2 separate regions of the Mus musculus genome follow, and region 2 is linked to region 1. A link is a loop called in an ENCODE intact Hi-C map of the cell type or tissue named here. Cell type or tissue: left cerebral cortex. All regions are shown on one strand. Each heading gives the region's core, and the rest is flanking DNA. Links, peaks and the distances in the headings are about the cores only.

Evidence for each region. Hi-C counts contacts between places; a loop is a spot of excess contacts. Peaks named below come from ENCODE experiments on the same cell type or tissue, not always from the same donor. Only the 100,000 strongest peaks of a DNase experiment are listed, where the experiment ranks them.
Region 2: it touches region 1 in a loop (2.4-fold over the local background); 3 of 42 quality-filtered maps call a loop at or near these places.

The regions. Positions count from the first base shown.
Region 1 is chr5:114,821,720-114,827,094 of GRCm38, reverse strand. It overlaps 2610524H06Rik (RIKEN cDNA 2610524H06 gene), which reads left to right and starts at 3,627. Exons shown (of 2, transcript NM_181075.3): 1 at 3,627-3,782; 2 at 4,370-5,158. The coding sequence starts at 3,650. The coding sequence ends at 4,656. Gm46920 (a long non-coding RNA gene) reads right to left here and starts at 3,365. Exons shown (of 2, transcript XR_003955777.1): 1 at 3,306-3,365. In left cerebral cortex, for the core only: CTCF peaks have their summits at 588 and 2,613 (motif pointing left); DNase peaks (open chromatin) are centred at 551, 2,678, 3,553 and 4,054; H3K4me3 peaks cover 1,865 bases; H3K27ac peaks cover 673 bases.
Region 2 is chr5:114,934,754-114,940,128 of GRCm38, reverse strand. Oasl1 (2'-5' oligoadenylate synthetase-like 1) reads right to left here. Exons shown (of 6, transcript NM_001359945.1): 5 at 4,061-4,208; 6 at 2,218-3,211. The coding sequence ends at 2,711. Among named protein-coding and RNA genes, the nearest start is that of 2210016L21Rik, 4.8 kb to the left of the region's middle. In left cerebral cortex, for the core only: no CTCF peak of the experiment used is centred there; no DNase peak of the experiment used is centred there.

The DNA.
Region 1 (5,375 bases), core at 261-5,260:
GACCAGGCTGGCCTTGAACTCAGAAATCTGCCTGCCTCTGCCTCCCAAGTGCTGGGATTAAAGGTGGCGCCACCACTGCCCGGTTGTTTTTCTTCTTAATGAATTTATTATTATCAGTTTCCCTGTAAAAACTGCTTTTGCGACGTTACAGAGGCTTGATGTGTGGTCGTCCTGGTTTTTATTCATCTCAAGGTACATTTTCCTTTTTTTTGGGGGGGGGGGGCTTGGAGACGGGGTTTCAATGTGTAGCCCTGGCTGTTCTGGAATTCACTGTGTACACCAGGCTAGCCTCGAACTCGGAAATCCACCTGCCCCTGCCTCCCAAGTGCTGGGCTTAAAAGCGTGCGCTACCACTGCCATGCTCAAGGTACATTTTCATTTTGATTTCACTTTGGTTCTAACCCAGCCCAGGGAAACAAAGAGACCAGACGACTGGTGGTGTTTGCCTTGAAGGGAACACGGCTCCATTTAGGAAATGAGCGGGACTGTGGGGAACTCGGGACGGGATTTCAGGTGCCCTCAGATATTCTTGAAGTTCAGGTATTAAAGGAGAGCCACGAGGCTGCTCTGTGGGGATAGCTCATGAAGAGTTGCGGTGAGCGATGGCGGCGCCGGAACAGCCAGTAGGGGCAAGAACAGAGCTGATGCTGGCTCCCATCGGGGGGCGTGGCCTCCCGACCTCTGACTGTGGTTGGCCAGACGGGGCACGGGGGGCGGGGCTGAGCACTTCAACCAGGTGAGACTCCTCCCAGGCTCAGACAGAAGAGCTCTGCACAGCAAATGACTGCCTTCAAACCGTCCCCCAGTCCTGTGCCCTCGGGGAGGTGGAATTGGGGTGCACTCAGCACTCTGGGCTCAGCCCCTCAGCAATCCCTAGGAGTTCCAAGGGATTTCGCGGCTTCCTGCAGCCCCTAGGATTCCTGGTTCTGGGATCGTTTGCTTTGGGAGCTTGCCAAGGAAGTCATGCTCCTGTCTGACAGTGTGTGCGACCTTTAACCTGGTGAGTGGGCTCATCGTGTCTCAGTACTGACAGCAGGAGAGGTGCAGGCATTGCTTTGCGTTTCACTGGTGATCAGTGTAAAGACGATCGGCCACAGGAAATAATTGTTTTATGACTGGATTCGTGTATGTGTGTGTTCTGATCGTTCTAAAAGATTGCTAGAAAACACAAAAATAGTTATTTAACAAATAGGCAGAGCCGGGCGTGGTGGCACACGCCTTTAATCCCAGCACTCGGGAGGCAGAGGCAGGTGGATTTCTGAGTTCGAGGCCAGTCTGGTCTACAGAGTGAGTTCCAGGACAACCAAGGGCTACACAGAGAAACCTTGTCTTGAAAAACCAAAACCAAAACAAAACCAACCCAAAACAAAAAAAGCCAAATAGGCAAATGTACATCCCACTTATATGATAATGACCTATTGATATGGAATAGATAAGTATGCAGGGGCCAGAAATAAAATGGGTCACTAGGTGATGGGGACAGGGGAGATAGTTGATGTATGGTCTAATGGGCTTGGAGTTTCTGTTTGAGATGATGAGAAGGTTCTGGAAATGGTCTACATGTGTTGGTTTATATTTAGCCTAATACAGCTGAATTGTATTAAAAAGTAGCTAAGGATTTCTGAGTTCAAGGCCAGCCTGGTCTACAAAGTGAGTTCCAGGACAGCCATAGCCATATAGAGAAACCCTGTCTCGCTAAAAAAATCAAAAAAAAAAAAAAAAAGTAGCTAAAATGATTAATTTTACGTCATGTCACCATCATAGCAAGAGTGAGATCAGCCAGTATGATTTTAAGATTGTATAAAAGGGGCTATGAGATGGTCAGCGGTTAAGAGCATTTACTGCTCTTCCAGAGGACCTGGGTTCAGTTCCCAGCACTTACACGGAGGCTCACAATTATCTGTAACTCCCGTTCCAGAGGAACACACACTTCTTCTAGCCTTCACCAGCTCCAGGCACCCATGCAGTGCACACACACATGCAAGCAAAGCACTCATGTACATAAACTAAACCTTAAAAATGATTGTATAGACTAGGCATGTTAGTACATGCCTTTAATCCCAGCACTCGGGAGGCAGAGGCAGGCAGATCTACATGAATTTGGGGCCACCCTGGTCTACATAGTAAGTTCCAGGACAGTGATGTTTAAAGAGACCCCTCCATCTCATTCATAATAACAAATTATTGATAATAATCCTCTCGGAAGAAGGCTGCCTGTAACTCAGGCCACTCACTAGGTCATGAACTAGTTTTTGCAGCCAAAGGGATGGAGGATGCTTATTGGCCACTGGATGGTGAGCATGCCCCCGGAGCAAGGACACCAGGACATCACGGGTAGGAAGACAGGCGTGCTTTCCATCTGGTCACCAACTGTAACCCAAAGGAAAGGAACATAGCCCGCATCCGCCACCATCATAGGTTTGAATTTCAAACAGACTAGTGTGGTATCCCACGAGGTATTGTCAATATACTTTAAAATTCTTAGGATAAGAAACAATGAGTTTGTGGTCCAGACCGAGAGATTTCAAAAGATACATCACAACCACTTATAACACCAGCTGCTGAGGGATACACAGCACCCTCTAGTGACCTCCACAGGCACTGCACCCATATAGCATCATTCTCCGACTTTTTCTGTCTCTGTCTCTCTGTCTCACACACACGCACATGCACACACTCTACAGGTGCTGGATAGGCGGCTCGGCAGTTACTGCTCTTCCAGAGGACCCATATTCAGATCTCAGAACCCACACAGCGGCTAACAACCATCTGTAAATCCAATTCCCGACGACCCCACGCCCTCTTCTGGCCTCTATGAGCACTGCCAGGTATGTGATACACAGACAAATATGCTTGAAAAATGCCCACATATGGAAGAAGGAAAGTAAACTCTGTAGTGGTGGCAGTAGTGGTGGTGATATAAGTCTTTAATCCCAGCACTTGAGAGGCAGAGGCAGGCAGGATTTCTGAGTTCTGGGTCAGCCCGGTCTACAGAGTGAGTTCCAACAGGCAGGGCTACACAGAGAAACCCTGTCTTGAAAGGAAGCAAAATACATACATAAAACTTACACTTTTCAGGCTGGAGAGATGGCTCAGCTTTTCAGGCTGGAGAGATGGCTCAGCAGGTAAGAGCACTGACTGCTCTTTGAAGGACCTGAGTTCAAATCCCAGCAACCACATGGTGGCTCACAACCATCTGTAGTGATTTCTGACGCCGTCTTCTGGTGTGTCTGAAGATGGCTACAGTGTGCTTATATATAATAATAAATAAAGCATTTAAGAAAATATTGTTTAAAATAACTTACAGTTTTCAAAAATGAGATTACGGTGTCTCTTTCTTCGGACTGCATTGACTATTTAATACGAAAATGTATGAATGTATGAATGTGTAAAGCAAAGCCTTCCACGGGGAAGCCCGACGCGAGCGCTTGCCACAGTTTTGGAACCCTCCGCGCGCAACCATAATTCACCATCCCACCCCCAAAGTTGGTCAGGATGGCTCCTCCCCTCGCCCCCTTACCGGTCCTGTTTCCGTGGCAACTGCGCGAGCGGAGTGGGCGGACCTGGGGGGGGGGGAACGGCAACGTCTAGGGGCGGGGCTTACGGCGGAAGGGGCGTCCCCTCGCTCCTTGCAGCGCGGGTTTCAGTGATGCTGCGCTTAGGATGGATGCGGCTGTTGCCCGTGCTCTGCAGCCTCCTGCTGGGGCGAGCCGAGGCCCCGAGCCCCGGGTTGCCGCCGGAGCAGAGCCGGTCCTACGAGGTGCTGCGGAGGCAGAGCCTGGGTAAGCGGGGCGGTGCGGAGGGTGCGCGTTTGCAGCGGGATCCGGGCGTGGGGAGCTTGTACAGGGCGGGGGCGGGCCCAGGCCCGGGCCTCTGGTTGTGGGAAGCCAATAAACGCCATTACAAGATGGTGCTGATTTCAATAAGCTGACACCTATATATATATGGGTAAACAATCAATGTGCCCATGTACAGTAGGGTTTATTTATTTTTTTTTTTTTTGGCAGAGTCACTGCCTGGCCCAAGGCATGTAAATGAGGTACTGAAAGCATAACCAATGGGGTGTAGACACGCCTATCCTAGGCCTATATAAGCAGCACTGGTTTTTGGCCTCAGGGTCTTTCGCTTTCACTATCAAGCTCCCAATAAACATGCGCAGAAGAATCCTTCTTGCTGGCGAGTTGGGCCTCTACAAGTGGTGATTCTCATATCGCCTCAGGGTTATTGTTAGTGAATCAAAGAGTGGATGTTTTACAACATAACATGGAACAGATGATGGATGTCCTACAAATGAGTTGTGTGGCATCAACCCTGCATATGTGCATTACTCCCATTGGGTATGTTAATGATTCTTTTATTAAAACTACAGATTTATCGAATTATCTGAAGGGGAACTGGTCGCAGGAGCTGGACAGGTTGCACAAGGAGCTGCAAATACAGATCCAGAAGCTTAATCGAACCAGAGTGGAACCAGTGACCCTTGGAGGCTTTACCTCTTGGCTTACCTCTGCATTTTCTTACTTTAAGGAATGGGTGGGAGTGATTTTGTTTGGTGCTGCTATATGCTGTGGACTGGTATTCGTGCTTCAGTTGGTTTACAAATTCAGAACCCAACAAAAACGTGACAAGGTGATTATAACTCAAGCACTTCCCTGAAGTTTGGTTATCTATGCTCAAGAATTAGTCGGCATCTTGAAAGAGTAAAACTTAAAAACAAAATTCTAGGCCTTTAGGCCCAGGTTTGGGAATGTGGCCTTTGTGATAATAAAACAGATAACGACATTCCTCCACCCACCTGCTTTCTGGGTTCAAAGAGTGTTCATTCAAAGAAAGTCACCCTGACCCACCCTGACCATTGCTGGAACCCGCTATTCAAAGGTGCTATTGTTAGGGGCTCTTAGAAACTGTCTTGAGAAATAACCCTCACAATTACCAGGTATTCCTCTTGACTCTTGTGACTTTGCACTTCCTTGTGACTCTTAACTGGTATTTTTGGTATTTTCCAACAACCCCCTTCCCACCTCCTTGAGTTGTGGTTTCTTCCTTTAAATACCCCCTTATCCAGCTACTCGGCGCGCCACGGTCCTCTACTCCTGTGTGGTGTATGACCGTGGGCCTGAGAGCGCTCTTGAATAAAAATCCTCTTGCAGTTTGCAGCAAGACCGTTTCTTGTGGGTGATTTTGGGGTGTCGCCTCTCCTGAGTCAGAACGTGGGGGAGTCCTCCGTTGTGGGTCTTTCAATCTAAGTCCTCTGCTCTTGCACCCCACGGATCTACGGATCCATTGCACTGGGATGAGAAAGACTCAACGATCATTGAACAGCCCTTGCACACTGCTGAGGTTTCCTCATCGCACTCGGTAGGGTGATCATGATT
Region 2 (5,375 bases), core at 149-5,148, 110 kb before region 1:
ACAGGGTTTCTCTGTATAGCTCTGGCTGTCCTGGAACTCACTTTGTAGATCAGGCTGGCCTCGAACTCAGAAATCCGCCTGCCTCTGCCTCCCGAGTGCTGGGATTAAAGGTGTGTGCCACCACGCCCAGCCTGCACATCTTTTTTGTTTGTTTGTTTTGAGACAGGGTTTCTCTGTGTAGACCTGGTTGTCCTGGAACTCACTCTGTAGACCAGGCTGTCCTTGAACTCAGAAATCTGCCTGCCTCTGCCTCTCAAGTGCTGGGATTAAAGTGTTCACCACCACTGCCTGGCTAATATATATATATATATATTTTTTTTTTTAAAGATTTATTTATTTATTCAGAAGAGGACATCAGATCCCATTACAGATGGTTGTGAGCCACCATGTGGTTACTGGGAATTGAACTCAGGACCTCTGGAAGCACAGACAGTGCTCTTAACCGCTGAGCCAACTCTCCAGCCCCAGATCTGCACGTTTGGGGATCAAACTCAGTTTGCCAGGCTTGGTAGCAAATATTTTCACCTCTTGAGCCATCTTGCTTGCTTTAAATACTTGTTTTAAAGTTATTTCTTTATGATTTCTTTCCTTTAATTGTTTGATGTGCTTGCTTATTTTACATATGTATGTGCCCGTGGTGATGAAAACATTTCTTGAGAGAAAGCAGTCATACATGGGAAAAGTCTTTCTTAGCTCAGCAGTTAAGAGCACTGCTCACAACCATCCATAACTCCTATCCTAGGAAATCTAGTAGTGACCTCTGAGAGCACCAGGCACGAATGTGCTACACATACATACAGGCAGGCAACACTCTCGTGTATCTAATAAAATAAGTCTTTAAAATTTTTCTTTGGTTGATTTTTCTTTTTTTTTTAAAGATTTTATTTATTATATGTAAGTACATTGCAGCTGTCTTTAGACATCAGAAGAGGGCGTCATATCTCACTACGGATGGTTGTGAGCCACCATGTGGTTGCTGGGATTTGAACTCAGGACCTCTAGAAAAGCAGTCAGTGCTCTTAACCACTGAGCCATCTTTCCAGCCCTGGTTGATTTTTCAAGACAAGGTTTCTCTGTGTATCCCTGGCTGTCCTGGAATTATCTCTGTAGACCAGGCTGGTCTCGAACTCAAAGATCTGGCTGCCTGTGCCTCCTGAGTGCTAGGATTAAAAAGGTTTAAGCTGCCTCTATCCAGCTAGTAAGATTTGAAAAGAAAAATGACAGCTGTGACTGAATGTTTGAATATTCCACAAATGTTTGAATCCCTTTGCTGACTTCCTACCTCCCATGCTGTTGGCTTTTGGAGATGATTGGCAGGGAACAGAGCCTTTATCCCTGCCATCAATACTCTCGAAGATCTGCCTTTCTCTCCTTCTACCACATGAGGACCAAGTGAGAAGCTACCATTTTCAAACCAGCAAGAGGTCCTCACCGGATGCCAATGATCTTCAACTTCTCAGTGAGAAACAAACACTTGTTATTCACAAGACACTGAATTTGTGGTGTTTTGCTACGGGAATGTAAAAGGACCAAGGCAGTGACTTATTCATCTAATCCATTGATAGTTTTAGAAAGGGTCTCGGGTAGCTCAGGCTGGCCTCCAACCTGCCATGCAACCAAAGATGACTGAATTCCTGATCTTCCTGACTCTGTGCTGGGATTCTAGGCAGGAGTTGACACACCTGGAAGTACTGGGGATTGAACTGGGGACTTCTTAGGAACAGGCCAGTGTTCTGCCAGCTGATCTGCCTCAGCCCTGTTCATTCCCCTACAGTATGGTCTGTATTGTGAAGTATATGAAGATCTGGATTGAGCTAGACTGTTCACCCTCTAGAAAAGAGATACTGTAGGCCCCGGATGTAAAAGAGTTGGGAAGTATATATAATGGTATTGCTAAATTGCCTAGAAGGTTTGTTTTGTTGTTGTTGTTGTTTGTTTGTTTGTTTGTTTTTATCTTTTCGAGACAGGGTTTCTCTGTGTAGCCCTGGCTGTCTTGGAACTCACTCTGTAGACCAGGCTGGCCTCGAACTCAGAAATCTGCCTGCCTCTGCCTCCCAAGATTAAAGGCATGATACCATGCCCAGAAAGAACTTTTAAATACTGTCTCATCTTCAAACTCCATTTCTCAGGCTTTGTCTCTTTTTGACTCAGTTTCCCTATACCCATCAATCGCAGAGTTGAGAGGCATCTGTGGTGACAAATGAGGACCACTCATCTGGGAAGAAACAATGGCTTTTTTATTCTCCATTTGAAAGGAACTTGATCCCCTCCTACCTTGCCTTGGATAGTCGAAGGCAGGCAGAAGTGGTTGGGGGCACAGGGGAAGGCTTCAGAGCCGCCCTGATGGAGGTCACTGGGAAGAATTTGGAGGTGGGACAACCTCAAGCAGGGTCCCTGTGATTGGTTAGGAAGATGGTTTGGCTTTCTCTGAACATGTGAGAATAGTCTGTGAGGCCAGCTATTCACTGACACAGTCTTGACAGTGAGGCCACGAGGAAGGCAGAGGTCCTGGCATGACTTCCCAGGGGACTGCAGAATTCCATTGTCACACAAGAGTGTCTGGCTGTACACGACTTCTCACACCCCCTCTGACTCCCTGCTGGCAAGGTACTGAAGACGTGGACCATCCGGGCAGAGGACGGGAAGGAGAGGCAACTAGGCTGAGTCTAGGATGAGACAATAAAACAGGCAGAGCCACCGACAGAGGAAGCTAGCTGGGCACAAATGGAGCTGCCCCCTCCGTCGTCTTGGACAGGATGACTGTGACACTGTCTTGGATGCCATAGGATTTAAAGTCAAACCAGTCCTCCAGGATGTGGCCCTGGAACTCCAGGCGCTGCTCCTGGCATCGAAGGCCCTGCCTGTCTTCTATCTGCTGCTTCAGGTTCAGGACGTAATCAAGCGGGTGGATCGCATAGGCGTGGCTCCTGCCATCCGGGTTTTTCACAAAGACCTGGATCTCAGGGGAGATGGTGTCCAGCAGGCAGATGTGGGTGTCGCAGAAGATTCCGTAGTAGGCGAGCGTGCAATGGCTTCTGATGAGCTGACGTTCTCCGCCGGGCTCCTGAAAGGACAGACGCTGCAGGCCCAAGTAGCCCTGGCTCAGTTGGATTTTCTCTTTCAGTTTCTTTATGGGTTCATAAGGGTTCACCCAGAAGGTTAAATCCGAGTGCCCCCACTCCTGCACGGTCACCTGGATATCGGGTGCTCTCTGCAAAAGACAGAGGCGGGGTTAGGCTCGCATTTCTGTCTCGTGACCCACAAATTCCCTTCCCAGATTCATCTTTGTAATAGCAAAAATGGCTTCCCCGCCCCTCCCCCACCCCACCCCCTCCCCTACCGCCACCGCCTCCTCATCTCCCTCATCTCCCTCATCCTCATCCTCCTCATCCTCCGCAGCAAATGTTTAGGGAACGCCTAGCACTTTGTAAGCTCTATGCTGGGCGCCTCCCCCCCCCCCAATACATTTTCAGCCCATTGAGGTAGGCTCTCCTCCCCTTTGGTAGACAAAGTGATGGTACCTGCCTCTGCCACACTTAGTGTTCACTGCATGGCAAAAGGAATGTAGGACACAGCTGGGTTTGGAAGAACTCTAAAGCTAGGGTTGTAAAGGTTTCAAGGAAAAAATATCCTCCAGTCCAGCAGGGAGAGGAGGGGTGGAGTGGGGGTTTGAGATGTATGAGCCATTTTTGTGTATAACAGAGGGGTTGTGAATTTGAGAGTATATGGGCTACACAAAGAGGCCTTGCTTCACTGAGTCACAGGCTGGGTGTGGCAACACACATCTTTAATTCCAGTACTCCTGAGGCACAGGTAGGTGGATCTCTGTGAGTTCAAGGCTAGCCTAGTCTATATAGGCAAGCTCCAGGACAGTCAGGACTACATAGTTCCTGTTTCATAAACAAGCCCCAAGGTCTATACTTTCCTGCCTATCTCTTGGCTTTATTTGGCTGGAAACAAGTGGTGTCCAGACGTCTTGCCTCTGAAAAGCTGTTCCCCACTTTGTTGGGTGAGGCAGTGTAGTGTTCAGACTGTCAGGTTAGGAGGAACCATTCATTACCTTCACCCTCCAGCTGGGGACGGGGCTGTCCCTGTTGTCATAGCAACAGTCCTGTTTCAGACACTGGTTGGCCCGCTGAGCCACTATGTCCCATCTGTAGCCTTCTGCCACATTGTTGGTGGGGTCTGCTGGGTCCAGGATGATAGGCCTGCAACAGAGAGACAATACCCAGGTTCTTGCTGGCTTGGGAGCCATACCCTAGGGAGCCATAACCTAGGGAGGTGGTTCCCAGCCTCCATTCTCTCTAGCAACTGAGCATCTGTGTGTCCTCAGAGATGATGAGATTTCTCATCTCCTTGAGGAGAACATTCCGGGAAGTGCAGAGAATCAGAGGGGTGGGTAGGACGAGGCTGTAAACTGGGTCCTGGAACAGTCTCAGTCTCAGATGTCCACTTAGCAGGAGAGGCACCGCAAGGCCATGGCAGGCGTTGAGGGCAAATTGGCTGAGTGGCCTTTGATAACAGTGGCACCACCAACATCCACTGATTGCTTTTGAAGCCCTGGGCCAGAACATAACCTGTGTGAGCTTTGATTCTCCCAACAATTCTATAAGGATTAGTATGGTTATCCCTGTTGTAGAGGTCAGGGAACAGAGACATAGACCTTAAGCTCTCTCTCTCTCTCTCTCTCTCTCTCTCTCTCTCTCTCTCTCTCTCGCTCTCCTTCCCCCTCCCTCCCTCTCTCCAGGGTTTCTTTGTGTAGGTCTGGCTGGCCTGGAACTCAGAGATCTGTCTGCCTCTGCCTTCAGAGTGTTGGAATTAAAGGCTTGTAGGATTAAATTAAATTAAAGGATTAAATTAAAACAATCTCTCTGCTGACCTCAAACTCTCACAGTTGGTAGTGAAGGTTCTCAGCTGTTCTGATTCTACTGCTCAACAGGGCAGAGCTCTGGCTGCCTCTAATAGTCTCTCTGGTCTGCAAACACTGAAAGACTGTTCATTACTGGCTTGTGTGGAGTCTGCGTGGGCCCCTTGGGAGATTGACTGCAGTGGACCCCGGAGCCTGTCAGTAAGAACTGCACTGTGTGTTCCTTGAGTTTGGGGCTTTGTCTTTGTGATAGAGGGTGAAAGCAGGCTACCGGGGTGAGCTGGATCCCTTGAGCTCCATGCACCCCCAGCTGTCTGATGAAGGTGATCAGGGAACAGGCAGTGCTGCCCCTCCCACTCCCCTGGGTGTACTGGCCGTGTGAGGGATATGGCGGTTTTCTCCCAGGGATGATAGAGACTTGTAACTAACTAGGAAGAAATGGGGAACAGAGGAAGGGGGAGGGGAGAAAAGAAGGGAGATGGCCAGAGAACAGGAGCAAGAGGGAAGC